Linked DNA regions of Homo sapiens: region 1 is linked to region 2. The links are chromatin contacts, found by Hi-C or POLR2A ChIA-PET in ENCODE. All regions are on one chromosome and are shown on one strand. The core of a region is the stretch at or near the end of the contact, and the rest is flanking DNA. Distances in the headings are between cores, read along the strand shown. Region 1 holds the start of RPS18 (ribosomal protein S18). Region 2 holds the start of BRD2 (bromodomain containing 2).

Region 1 (6,031 bases), core at 3,224-5,723, 300 kb before region 2:
AACATTCCCTATTAGAATGGACAGAAAGGACAGGAAGCCATAGGTATATAAACTATTTATTAACAGACAAGGCCTACAGACTTATTTCTTCTTGGACACACCCACGGTGCGGCCACGGCGGCCAGTGGTCTTGGTGTGCTGGCCTCGGACACGAAGGCTGCAGGTAAAAAGAGAAGAGTCACAGGTCATGCACAGCAGAAACAAAAGGTTGGGGAAAAAGAAGAGCGAGTAGGAGGAATGCTGAGTCGAGGTAGGCAGGGAGATGAGACCCCCCACTCACCCCCAGAAGTGACGCAGCCCTCTATGGGCCCGAATCTTCTTCAGTCGCTCCAGGTCTTCACGGAGCTTGTTGTCCAGACCATTGGCTAGGACCTGGATTCAGAGGAGGGGGCAAGGGATGTTTTATCCCCTGACCTCCTATGCCCAATTCTGTTAGGACCCTCCACCCTTCCTCTAATCCTGCCCTCATTTCAGTACACACCTGGCTGTATTTTCCATCCTTTACATCCTTCTGTCTGTTCAAGAACCAGTCTGGGATCTTGTACTGGCGTGGATTCTGCATAATGGTGATCACACGTTCCACCTGGCAGGCAGACCAAGGTCAGATCTAGATGGACCCCTTTCTGAGGCTGACCCCACCCCCAGCCCCCTTCCTTGTCCTCACCTCATCCTCAGTGAGTTCTCCCGCCCTCTTGGTGAGGTCAATGTCTGCTTTCCTCAACACCACATGAGCATATCTTCGGCCCACACCCTGAATGAAGTGAGGGGTTTCGGAATTAGTGTTGAATCTGATTTTTAAATTCCTTTATAGCCTCATTCAAAAAGCTCACAAAGGTAGGATCTGCAATAATCTATTTTGCAATCCCCTAGGTCACCCTTTCCTCACCCACCTTTCCAGATATAAACCGTTCGACAGAAGGTTAACTTTGGGCCGGTCGCAGTGGCTCACGCCTGTAATCCCAGCACTTTGGGAGGCCCAAGTGGGCAGATGACATTGAGGGCAGGAGTTCAAAACCAGCCTGGCCAACATGGTGAAACCCTGTCTCTACTAAAAATACAAGAAAAGTTGCTGAGCATGGTGGCAGGTGCCTGTAATCCCAGCTACTTGGGAGGCTGCAGCAGAATAGCTTGAACCTAGGAGGTGGAGGTTGCAGCAAGCCAAGATCACGCAACCACACTCTAACCTGGGCGACAGTGAGACCCCGTCTCAAAAAAAGAAAAAAGTAACTTTGTTCAGGGGTATGACTGAATCATGAACACAGAATTTAGTATTACAGACAACCCTTTGAAAGCAGGCAGTATCTTTTTTTTCCCCCATTGCTCAGCATATGTAGTTGTCACTAAGTGCCTTCTGATTCTTGCATTTAGGAGAACAAGGGGCCTGCCACTCCAAGCTGATGCAGTAAACCAGGGTCTTATGAGTTACAGGCTTTGATTAAGGTATTGGGCTGTCAGTTCCTCAGAATCTCTAAGGGTCACAATTATTTAGGCAAATCACTGTATCCCCATAATCAAAGTATTCCAAGATCACAAACTCAATTTTGTCAGTGCCCAGAACTGACTGCCCAAGTTATTATAAAAAGAAACTAATGCTTACATTGGTAGCATCACATCAACACCAGCACTAGCACCCATGCCATCTGAACTCATGAACCAAAGTGATTTGGAGAGTGAAGGAGGAACTGAATACTGAGCCCTGCCCCTCATTTTGTCCAACTAGAACATCAGAATGTGGCCCTATTTGGAAATAAGGTCGTTACGGAAATAATTAGGTAAAATGACGTTATATTTGATTAGGGTGGGCTCTAGATCCAATGACAAATCATGAGAGAGACACGAAGAGGACCATGAGATGACAGCAACAGATTGGAGTAATGCAGCTACAAGCCAAGGAACACTAAGGATTACTGACAACCACCAGAAGACAGGAAGAGGCAAGGTAGGATTCTTAAGTGCCTCCAGCGCCAAGAGTAATTTTCTGCTTAGTTTATATGAACTTGTTACAGTAGGCTCCAGGAAACTAAAACAAATGGCAGTTCCTATCTGCAAGAAAGAGATCAAGGGTTGGCTTCACCGTGGCTCATGCCTATATGCCTGTAATCCCAGCACTTTAGGAGGCTGAGGCTGGAGGATCACTGAGCCCAGGAGTTCAAGACCAGCCTGGACAACACAGCAAGATCCAGATTAGCCAGATGTGGTGGTGCACACCTGTAGCCCCAACTACTTGGAAAGTTGAGGTAGGAGGATTGACTTGAGCCCTGGAGGTCGAGGCTGCAGTGAAGAGTGATTCCGCCACTCCAGCCTGGGCGACAGTCTCAAAAAATAAATGTGGCTGGGTGCAGTGGCTCACGCCTATAATCCCAGCACTTTGGGAGGCTGAGGTGGGTGGATCACCTGAGGTCAGAAGTTTAAGACCAGTTTGACCAACATGGTGAAACCCCATCTCTTCTAAAAATACAAAAATTAGCTGGGCGTGTGCCTGTAATCTCAGCTACTTGGGAGGCTGAGGTTGCAGTGAGATAAGATTGCACCATTGCACTCCGGCCTGGGTGACGGGGTGAGACTCTGTCTCGGGATAAATAAATAAACATGACCAAGGGTCAAATTATTAGGTTGATTCAGAAGAGAGCAGGGTCTTTCAAATTTATTAATTAAATGACGAGGTTTCACCATGTTGACCAGGCTGGTCTCGAACTCCTGACCTCAGGGGATCCGCCCACTTCAGCCTCCGAGTGAGCCACTGCACTAAGCCTCAAATTTAATTATATGTTTACAAGTGAAAAGATTTACTTCAAAATGGGTGTGGGAAGAGATATAGATGAAATAAGATTTCTAATTTTTAGTTAGATACATCCATGAAGGTTATTCTCTATTACACTTATGAATGCTGCACCTCTACTTAAGCCTCACAGCCGGTCTCTGAAATAAGTACAGTATTTCACACTGCCTTATTAGTTTCACAGAGCACCCAACAGAAGGAATTTCCCTCTACAAATTCCTCAACAGAGCCAACAGTATCCCTACTACTATCCATTCCCTAACGTCGCCTAAGTACCTACCATGCAACAGAAGCCAAGAAGACAGGCCTAGCCCTGCACGCATGGACACATACTGGTAGGCTATTTCCACAACTAACTACACATTCTGACTTAAGGGAAAAAAAAAGAACGTTATGTATCTAGAAAGCCAAGAATTCATTAGGTTTGTGGAGAGAAATACTCAAGTGAAATAATATTCTTGCATTCATTGATTCGATTCTTAAAAGCCAAAGAAAGATGGATGTACTCCTTCACACTTCGACAGGAAAGGAGTGTCAATTATGGCTCATCTGAGTAAATGTCCCACTCAGACTTCTTCCACCCTCCATCTACAGGCTTCTTCACACTTTTTATCTGTTGGTATTTCTACTTATCCCTCAAGATGCCCAATAATCCTCCAATTCTCAGGGAATATAAATTTCGCAGGAAGGGTTGCTGTTATGATGGTGGGATGGGTAAAGAAACCGAATCTAGAAGAAATCTCACAAGCTCGTGGTTCAGGAAAATCTTAGCGAATTCGGGTGAGCAACCATACCTCCTCCCCACTTCCCCAGGTGAAATGTTTTGGCTTGACCTTAGACCACTATCTTGGCTTTAATCACTTATTTTCTGTGGTAAATGCTAAAGGGGTCAGTCTCTCCCTAAACCACTTTCTTTTCTTAATCCAGCAGTCAAGGTGATCTGGATGAGACTCAAGTCTCCCCAGCCTTGCTTCATTTTTGCTTATGTCTTCACAACCCAATTCTCATTTACATTCCCTATTCCTTACCCTACTTCACTTACCTTAATGGCAGTGATGGCAAAGGCTATTTTCCGCCGCCCATCGATGTTGGTGTTGAGTACTCGCAAAATATGCTGGAACTTTTCAGGGATCACTAGAGACTAGTTGAAAAAGTACGGGGGAAGAAATCAGACACAGTAAACTATCAAACAGTAAGGCCGATAAGGCAAACGAACTTCATACAAAAAGGTTAAGCCTGTCACACAAGTGGCAAGACACCCGCCCCCCATTCCTTAGGTTTTCACACCACAGAGCAAACTCCTCAGTCCTGCAGAGTAGGCACATGAAGCGTTCAAGCTTGGGAAAATGCAACCTCTGGAGAGAGGAAGCAGGTCTCCTGCCCATTCCCAAAAGTGCGTGGCAAAAGCCAGAGTTCCCCATATACGCCCAAGCCTTAGACAGCTTTCGTGCGCCCGAGCAGTGACCCTTCCTCGGGCCCGCTCTCCGGAATTGGAAATCTTTGGTGTCCCTTTCCAGGGACGCGATCCAAGGCTCCATACAGAAAGTCGCAGGCCCTCAGGGCAGGACGTTTCCAGAACCCTGACAGCCGGCTTTCCTTGCCCGAGCTGCGATGCCGCTGGATCACGGCACGGATTCCAGTCTTACCATGGCTGCAGCACAAGCGGCGGCGTGTAGGCCTCCTGTGGAAGAGAGAGCGGAAGTGACGCGATATCATTATATAGCTTCCAGGAGGAAGAGGCGGTGCGATCTAGGAGAAGTGCTTCCGGAAACTGTTTCAGCGCGACCTGGCTGGATTTATGAGAGTATGGCTTGGGTACCACAACTTCCGGTGCGCCTTTCTTTACAGTTCGTAAGGTTCATAGGTAAGAGAACAGCGAAGGTTCCGGGGCTAGTTTGTGTTTCAGACTTCCATATTTCCATTTGCAGTTGGGTGAAGTGGTTAGAGCTGAAAGGGGACAGCTGGAGTCAAACAACTTAACTCAAATATCTGGGAACGATTTCGCGCTGAGGAAGACCCTTTGGGACTTGTAGCTCCACTCCGGGGAACGGACTCGCCGGGACTGACAGTTGCCGGAAGTGAGGCTGCGGGGAATGGCCGCCGCTGCGACCATGGCGGCTGCGGCCCGGGAACTGGTGTTGCGGGCTGGGACCTCAGATATGGAGGAGGAAGAGGGCCCGCTGGTGAGAGCGCGGAGCTGTTTCTCCTCCGTAGTTCCGGTGCTCCTAGCTTCAGAAAGACCTGAGCTGGGTTTAGGCACAAGGGTGGGAACTTGGCTGCTACCCGTGATATTACCTGTTTGGCTCCCCGTACCCTTCCCTGTGATCAGACCCGACCCTGAGCGGGACCCTAGTGGCTGAAACTCATGTTCTGGGGCACAAAATTTCAACTTCACTCCACATTTTGGGGTAGAGTCACGAAGTAGTATAGTGTAAAGGTTAAGAACATGGCCTCTGAAGCCAGACTGCCTGAGTTCTATCTCTGCCACTTACACGCTGTGTGCCCTTGGGCAAGTTAACCAGCTTCTCTGTGCCATCATTTCTCACACCTTTAAGGTGAGGAAGATAGAACCTATTGTATACATCGTCGTTAGGATTAGATGAATATGTGTAAGATTGCACCTGGCATGCAGGTAAACACTATGTGTTTTGACATTTCTAGAAAGCCTGGGGTTCCCCAGAGGTGTGATAGAACACCCAAGATGGCAGGAGTCTGAGGGTCTTAAATTTAAGTGCAAGTTCTGCTCTATCCTCTGCAATTCCTAGCTTTCCTCATTCGGTCATCTCCACTGCACTTTTTTTTTTTTTTTTTTTTTTTTGAGACGGAGTCTTGCTCTGTCGCCCAGGCTGGAGTGCAGTGGCGCGATCTTGGCTCACTGCAAGCTCCACCTTCCGGGTTCACGCCATTCTCCTGCCTCAACCTCCCAAGTAGCTGGGACTACAGGCGCCCGCCACCGCGCCCGGCTAATTTTTTGTATTTTTTAGTAGAGACGGGGTTTCACTGTGTTAGCCAGGATGGTCTCGATCTCCTGACCTCGTGATCTTCCCACCTCGGCCTCCCAAAGTGCTGGGATTACAGGCGTGAGCCACTGCGTCCGGCCTCCACTGCACTGTCTTGTCTTTTACCTTTTTTTGTTTTCTTTAGACGGGTTTCCCTGTGTTACCCAGGTTGACCTTGAACTCCTGATCTCCTCAAACAATCTTCCCGTCTCAGCTTCTAAGTAGTTGGGACTACAAGGAGCCCACCACCATG
Region 2 (5,638 bases), core at 363-2,862:
CGGCCCAACCTCCCAAATCTGCTTTTCTCCACCGGGGCTCTGCAGGCCAGGACAGAGGCCCATCAGGGGGCCGGCCATGGAATAAAAACTTAGGAGGCTGAGAAAATACTAGGCCTTAGGAAAAGGGCAGCCAGACATTGCTCTCGTTTATTCCCTGCATTCCGGAAAATCACTGCCTCCCGATCCTCTATCCTCCCTTCCCCCACATGAGTCACCAGGGAGGCTACTGCTACTCAGTAATTTGGGAAAGTAACTCTTTCCTCCTTTCCGTTCCCTCCCCCGCAGTACACAAGGAGAGAACTGTTCAGGACTGGGGGAGGGGATGAGGGAGGCGATGGAAGAGGCCACCCTGGAGAAACCCGAAACCTTGGGAGCTGTGAAATCATTCCAGGTCCCGAGCCTCCCTCGCATCTCAGACCATGCTGTCTAGACCCCCTACTGCCAGCACCCACCTTGGGCCTGGTTTCTGTTCCTAAGCAGACCTCAAGCTTTCAGCTTGTAAGCACCCCAGCCTGGAGTAGACACGTGCTCAGTAAAGACCCTACAGGGGCAAAAGGCCCCACAGGCCGTGTCCACGTGAATGCACACAAATTCGGTAAGCGACTCGAAGCGTAACCTCCAGCCTGCGGTGTGACGACTGGAGCTCCCCTACCGCGGACACAAAGGGCGCACAGCAATGCTCCCTCCAGAGGCTCTGGGGAGAAAGGAAGTTGGCGCCTGGGAACAACCTCAGTTCACAACATGGGTGGCCAACTCCTAAAGCATTCACATCCACGGGTAGGGGCCACAGCCACCACTCCTCAGCCCACCGCCAGGTCACCCCTCCCTCGGCCGCCGATGGATCCCTTCTCACCTGGCTCCCGGCTGCTGTACCCCCAGGGGACGAATGGAATAGGGGGGGCCACACCGCCCCCTAACCCCTTTGCCCTCCAATGGGTACGGAGGCATGAGGCTGGCCATTCCCCTCCCCCCCCATGGCCCTCTCCCGCTCGCCCCCCCTCCACGCTCCCATTGGCTGTAAAAGGTTTGAAGGACAAATCTTCCCACTCTCAGGATTCTTTCCTGAACCCCAAGAATCCCCCTCCCGGACTCCCCACCATTGGTTAAGCACTTGACTGACATCTCCGCCCCACAAGGGCCCCTTCTCACCTGGATCCTAAAGCCTTCCAGGGGGCCTCCAAAGTTGCCCTCGGCTTGGTACGGGGTATGTAATCCGGGGTGTCAACCCCCCCCCAGAAAACGAAGCCGTGCTGGGGGAGGGGGCGTAGCCCCCAGCCCCTCCCTTCCCGAACGGGCTGGGGGGGTGGGGAGAGCATCGGGGCCGCGCGGCCACGTCAGCAGCACCCAGATTGGCTGACCGGGGTCACGTGCCCGCTTCCCCCCCACCCCCCGCCTTTCCCCCAGCCACGAGGACCAGCTTTCCGAACGTTCCTGGGGGTCGCGCCAAGGGGCCAAGGGGGCCGCATGGCCCAGGCCTATGTCCCGAAACCCAGAGCGCTATAACGCTGCTGCTTGTCCATATCCCCAGCTTCCTATCCCGCAGTCCTGGACTCTGTCCCCCCCACTCGCCTCTCCATACGAGTTCAGCATGGCTGCCGCAGACCAGGAACACACACAGCGCAGGCGCAAGGGTGCGCCCTGACTGGGGGAGGGGGAAGGAGGGCCAGAGGCTGCGGGGAGAGCCGTAGTGCGCAGGCGTCCGGACCGGAACCGCATCTCCGGCGGCGGGGCTTGGAGCGCGCGCTTTTCGTGGGGCGGGAGCCCGCGCCCGGGTGCTGACCTCCTGCCTCAGCGCCCCCTCCCCCACTACCCGCGGCCTAGCGGGGTAGCCTCGGGTGGCCAGGCTTGTTTCCTCCTCGGTGGGTGTAAGGTGCGGCTTCGCTGGTCCTGGCCTGAATCCAGCGGAAGCGCACGCTGCTGAGCTGTCAGCGGAGGAAAATGGGGCCTGGACCTGGAGATATGAGGGTCTGGAGAGAGGGGCCCCTTCCCTGGTGTCGTGTGGTGCGACCACTGGAGAGGGAGTTTCTCGCCCTCGTCGCGCCTGCCGCGCGGAGAGATAAGGTGCGGACCGCAGATGTGGACTTCGTATTTGGCTTTAGTCTTAGGCAGCCTTAAAATCTCTCCGTGCCGTGAACCTACGCTAGACTTTTCTTTAGTGAGACCTGTGAGTCCCTGGACCGCTCTACCTTCTACGATATTTACCAGCTGATAACTTTTCCTTCTCTATTTATTTCGTAGTGGACCGTTTAAACCTCTTATACTCTTAAAGTTATGATCTCTCCTCTCCCAAGCTTGAGTGAATTCCCCCCAAAATTTTGGAACTGGTAACATAAAATGTTATGGTGATTCAGTTGCCAGCTAAAAAGTAAGCCTTTAATTTGTCATTAGCCGATAACCTCTCCCTTGATTACCCAGAGTATGGTCCAGATTTTCACGCTGCAGACCCTAATCTCTCCTCACCGACAGATGGCACTTCACAGAACAGAAAGGCCAATTTGCAGAACTGGCTTCCCATTTCCCACCTGCAAACTGGGTCAATTGTGTATTCCTTTCTCATTTCACTAGAGGTCCTCCCTTCGGTTTGAGGAAATCCTTTACTATTGACCTGGTCAACCTTCTCTGTTACCCGGAAGCTGTCTTCCCTTCTCCCCCTTTTGACCTTTTTAAACTTTTCTCTTGGTTTCCCCGCTGACAGAAAGATAACAACCCTCTCAATATCGTGCCCTCTTAGAGACTCATGTCTCTCGGCTTCCTTGCACAGCCAAGACCTGAAATTGAAATTATCCTTACTATCTCAATTCTTTGTCACATTCTCTTTCCCCATCCCCACTCTTCAAGCTACCTCTGTCAGGCTGCTACCACCAAAACTTTTCTGGCAGATGTCACCAAGAACCTCCTAACTGGCAAAGTCAGGAAGCACTTTACAGTTCTCACTTTATTTGACCTCTGAGGCATTCGACATTTGATCATGTTTCCTTCCTGACATTCTCTCTACCCTTGACTTCTATACCACTCTCACTTGTTTCTTTTCCTATTTGTGTAACTGTTCCTCTCCAGTCTCAGTAGATTTTTCTTCCTTAGCCCCTTTTTATGTGTTGATATTTGCTGTGATTCTTGTTTGCTTCTAATTTTGTTCAACTTCTCTAGGTAATCTGACTCCATGGCTCAAAGCCTCTGAAGTCTGAATCTTTAGTTCAGACAGCTCTCTAAGCTAAACTTTCTACTAAATATTCCCACTGGGATAACTCTCAGACACCAGTATGTTCAAAATTGATGAAATCACTATACACTCTAGACCTGCTCTTTCTCTTCTGTTGTCCTGAGTAATGGTGGCTGTTTAACCACAAAGTCTGTAATCTGGGAGCCTGTTCTTGATTTCCTTTTCTCACACCCTTACAGACTCATAATTTTGCCTCTTAACTATCCATCAACTCACCCTTCTGTCCTAATTCTATCACCTGAGCTATACCAACAGTCTCCTAAATTATTTGCTAGACACATGGCTATTTGGATTTAAATTAATACAATTTTAAATTTAGTGTCTCAATACACTAGCCACATTTTAAGTTCTCAATAGCCACATGTGACTAGTGGCTGTCATATGGGAAAGCACAGATTATTGAACATTTGTGTCATTGCAAGAAGTTGTTTTTTTCTTTCCCTGATACGGAGTCTTGCTCTGTGGCCTAGGATGGAGTGCAGTGGCGCAGTCTTGGCTTACTGCAACCTCTGCCTCCCGGGTTCAAGCAATTCTGCCTCAGCCTCCCGAGTAGCTGGGATTACAGGCGCCTGCCACCACACCCGGCTAGTGTCTGTATTTTTAGTAGACACGGGGTTTCACCATGTTGGCCAAATTAGTCTCGAATTCCTGACCTCGTGATCCGCCCGCCTCAGCCTCCCAAAGTGCTGGGATTACAGGCGTGAGCCACTGCGCGCGGCCTCATTACAAGAAGTTCTGTTGGACAGTGCTGCTTTAGACTTTCCTCTCTGCCTCTGCCACAATACTGCCAGGAGAGAGCTTTCCAAAATATAGCCCTGGCCATAGCTCTTTTTAAAACTCTGTGTTATTCCTTATTGGCTATGTGATAAAGTCCAAATTCCTATGTTTGCCAAAACAGTCTGCCTAGCTTTCCAGCCTCATGTCTAACCACTTCCTCTTGGGCCCTATATTCCAGCTGTATTGAACTGTTTCCCAGACACATCATTTTGTTTCATGCCTCTGTGTTTTACACATGTGCACTTTCTATATGGAGTAGACTTTTCCCCAATCTATGTACGCCCAAATAACATCTCTGAAAAGCTTAATGTTACTGTTCAAGTTGAGCTAACTGCTCATTCTTTGGTGTCCCTTCCCCTTATGATTTTACTTTCCACAGTGAATGGCATTTATGTGATTACATGTTTCTCTCTAGTACTAGACCTTGATTTTGAGAGCAGGGCCATTATGCATTCTTTTTCTTGCTTTGCTTTTTTTTTTTTTTTTAATATCCCTAGGTCCTAGCACAGTATCTGGCCAATATTAGGTTCTCACAAATTGAGCAAATATGGAGGTGAATTGATGTGTAAGTAAGTATGTGACTTAGGTAAGATTGAAATGTGTATGTTTTATGGGGTGCCATGTATAGGGGAATAATCATAGACAAAATTATTGCCTTCAAACCTGAGACATTAGAATTATGTGAGGAAAGACAGACATAGAACAGCACAGGTTATTGTCACAGAGAGTAGTCTAGTCCAGTCTGGCCAGAACATAAGCTACAAGAAGTAGAGCAGGAGAAGAGAAAATGGGAGGTAAATTTATATTAGAGAACACATTATAGAAGGTTTCCAGTGCTGTTAAGTTTGGAATCAGTGGGGAACCACTGAAATTTTTTGACTAATGACTTGATCAGAATTATGTTGTTAGATAGAAACTCTGTCTTCCAGTGGCTGGCACCGTCCATGTTAATAAACATCAAATTAAAATGTCGGGGTTGGAAGGAGATGTGATTGGTGATACAAAACATTTATTGAGTAGTTAAAATGTGTCAGGTACTGCAATGAGTACATGTAGTAACTCTTTTAATCCTTATAACCCTATAAAGTCAATACTAATATTATCACCCTCAGTTTTCAAATGAAACAACAGAAGCAAAGGACGTCTTAGTCTGTTTTCTGATGCTATCACAGAATACCACAGACTGGGTAATTTATAAACAGTAGTTTATTTGGCTCAGTTCCAGTTGCTTGGAAGTCCAAGAGCATGGCATTGGCATCTGGTGAGAGCCTTGTGCTGCATCATCCCACGGCAGAAAGGCAAACAAGCACATGAGATGGAGAGAGAATAGAGGCCAGAATGTACCCTTTGTTTGTTTGTTTGTTTTGAGGCGGAGTCTCGCTCTGTCGCCCAGACTGGAGTGCAGTAGTGCAATCTTGGCTCACTGCAAGCTCCTCCTCCCGGGTTCACACCATTCTCCTGCCTCAGCCTCCCAAGTAGCTAGGACTACAGGTGCCCGCCACCAAGCCTGGCTAATTTTTTGTATTTTTAGTAGGGACGGGGTTTCACCGTGTTAGCCAGGATGGTCTCCATCTCCTGACCTCATGATCCACCTGCCTCGGCCTCCCAAAGTGCTGGGATTACAGGTGTGAGCCACTGTGC

Evidence for each region. A loop is a pair of places that touch in the nucleus more often than their neighbours do. ChIA-PET counts read pairs that join two places held with the same protein, here RNA polymerase II (POLR2A). Pooled maps may share reads with other maps.
Region 1: a map of naive thymus-derived CD4-positive, alpha-beta T cell shows a loop between it and region 2 (3-fold over the local background). The contact joins the promoter of RPS18 here to the promoter of BRD2 in region 2. A Hi-C loop is called at or near these places in 1 of 168 maps with a recorded cell type or tissue (naive thymus-derived CD4-positive, alpha-beta T cell) and 11 of 50 pooled maps. POLR2A ChIA-PET finds 5 or more read pairs at or near these places in 41 of 52 experiments (A549, A673, AG04449 and 32 more).

Annotation. Positions count from the first base shown.
Region 1 is chr6:33,270,517-33,276,547 of GRCh38, reverse strand. It overlaps RPS18 (ribosomal protein S18), which reads right to left and starts at 4,473. Exons shown (of 6, transcript NM_022551.3): 1 at 4,426-4,473; 2 at 3,822-3,920; 3 at 665-751; 4 at 482-583; 5 at 281-372; 6 at 37-157. The coding sequence starts at 4,428. The coding sequence ends at 82. It overlaps VPS52 (VPS52 subunit of GARP complex), which reads left to right and starts at 4,672. Exons shown (of 20, transcript NM_022553.6): 1 at 4,672-4,962. The coding sequence starts at 4,873. RefSeq lists an enhancer at 1-27.
Region 2 is chr6:32,964,568-32,970,205 of GRCh38, reverse strand. BRD2 (bromodomain containing 2) reads right to left here and starts at 1,612. Exons shown (of 13, transcript NM_005104.4): 1 at 1,150-1,612. LOC124901302 (a long non-coding RNA gene) reads left to right here and starts at 1,685. Exons shown (of 3, transcript NR_190904.1): 1 at 1,685-2,061; 2 at 4,495-4,566. RefSeq lists enhancers at 1-379, 1-697, 1,996-2,535.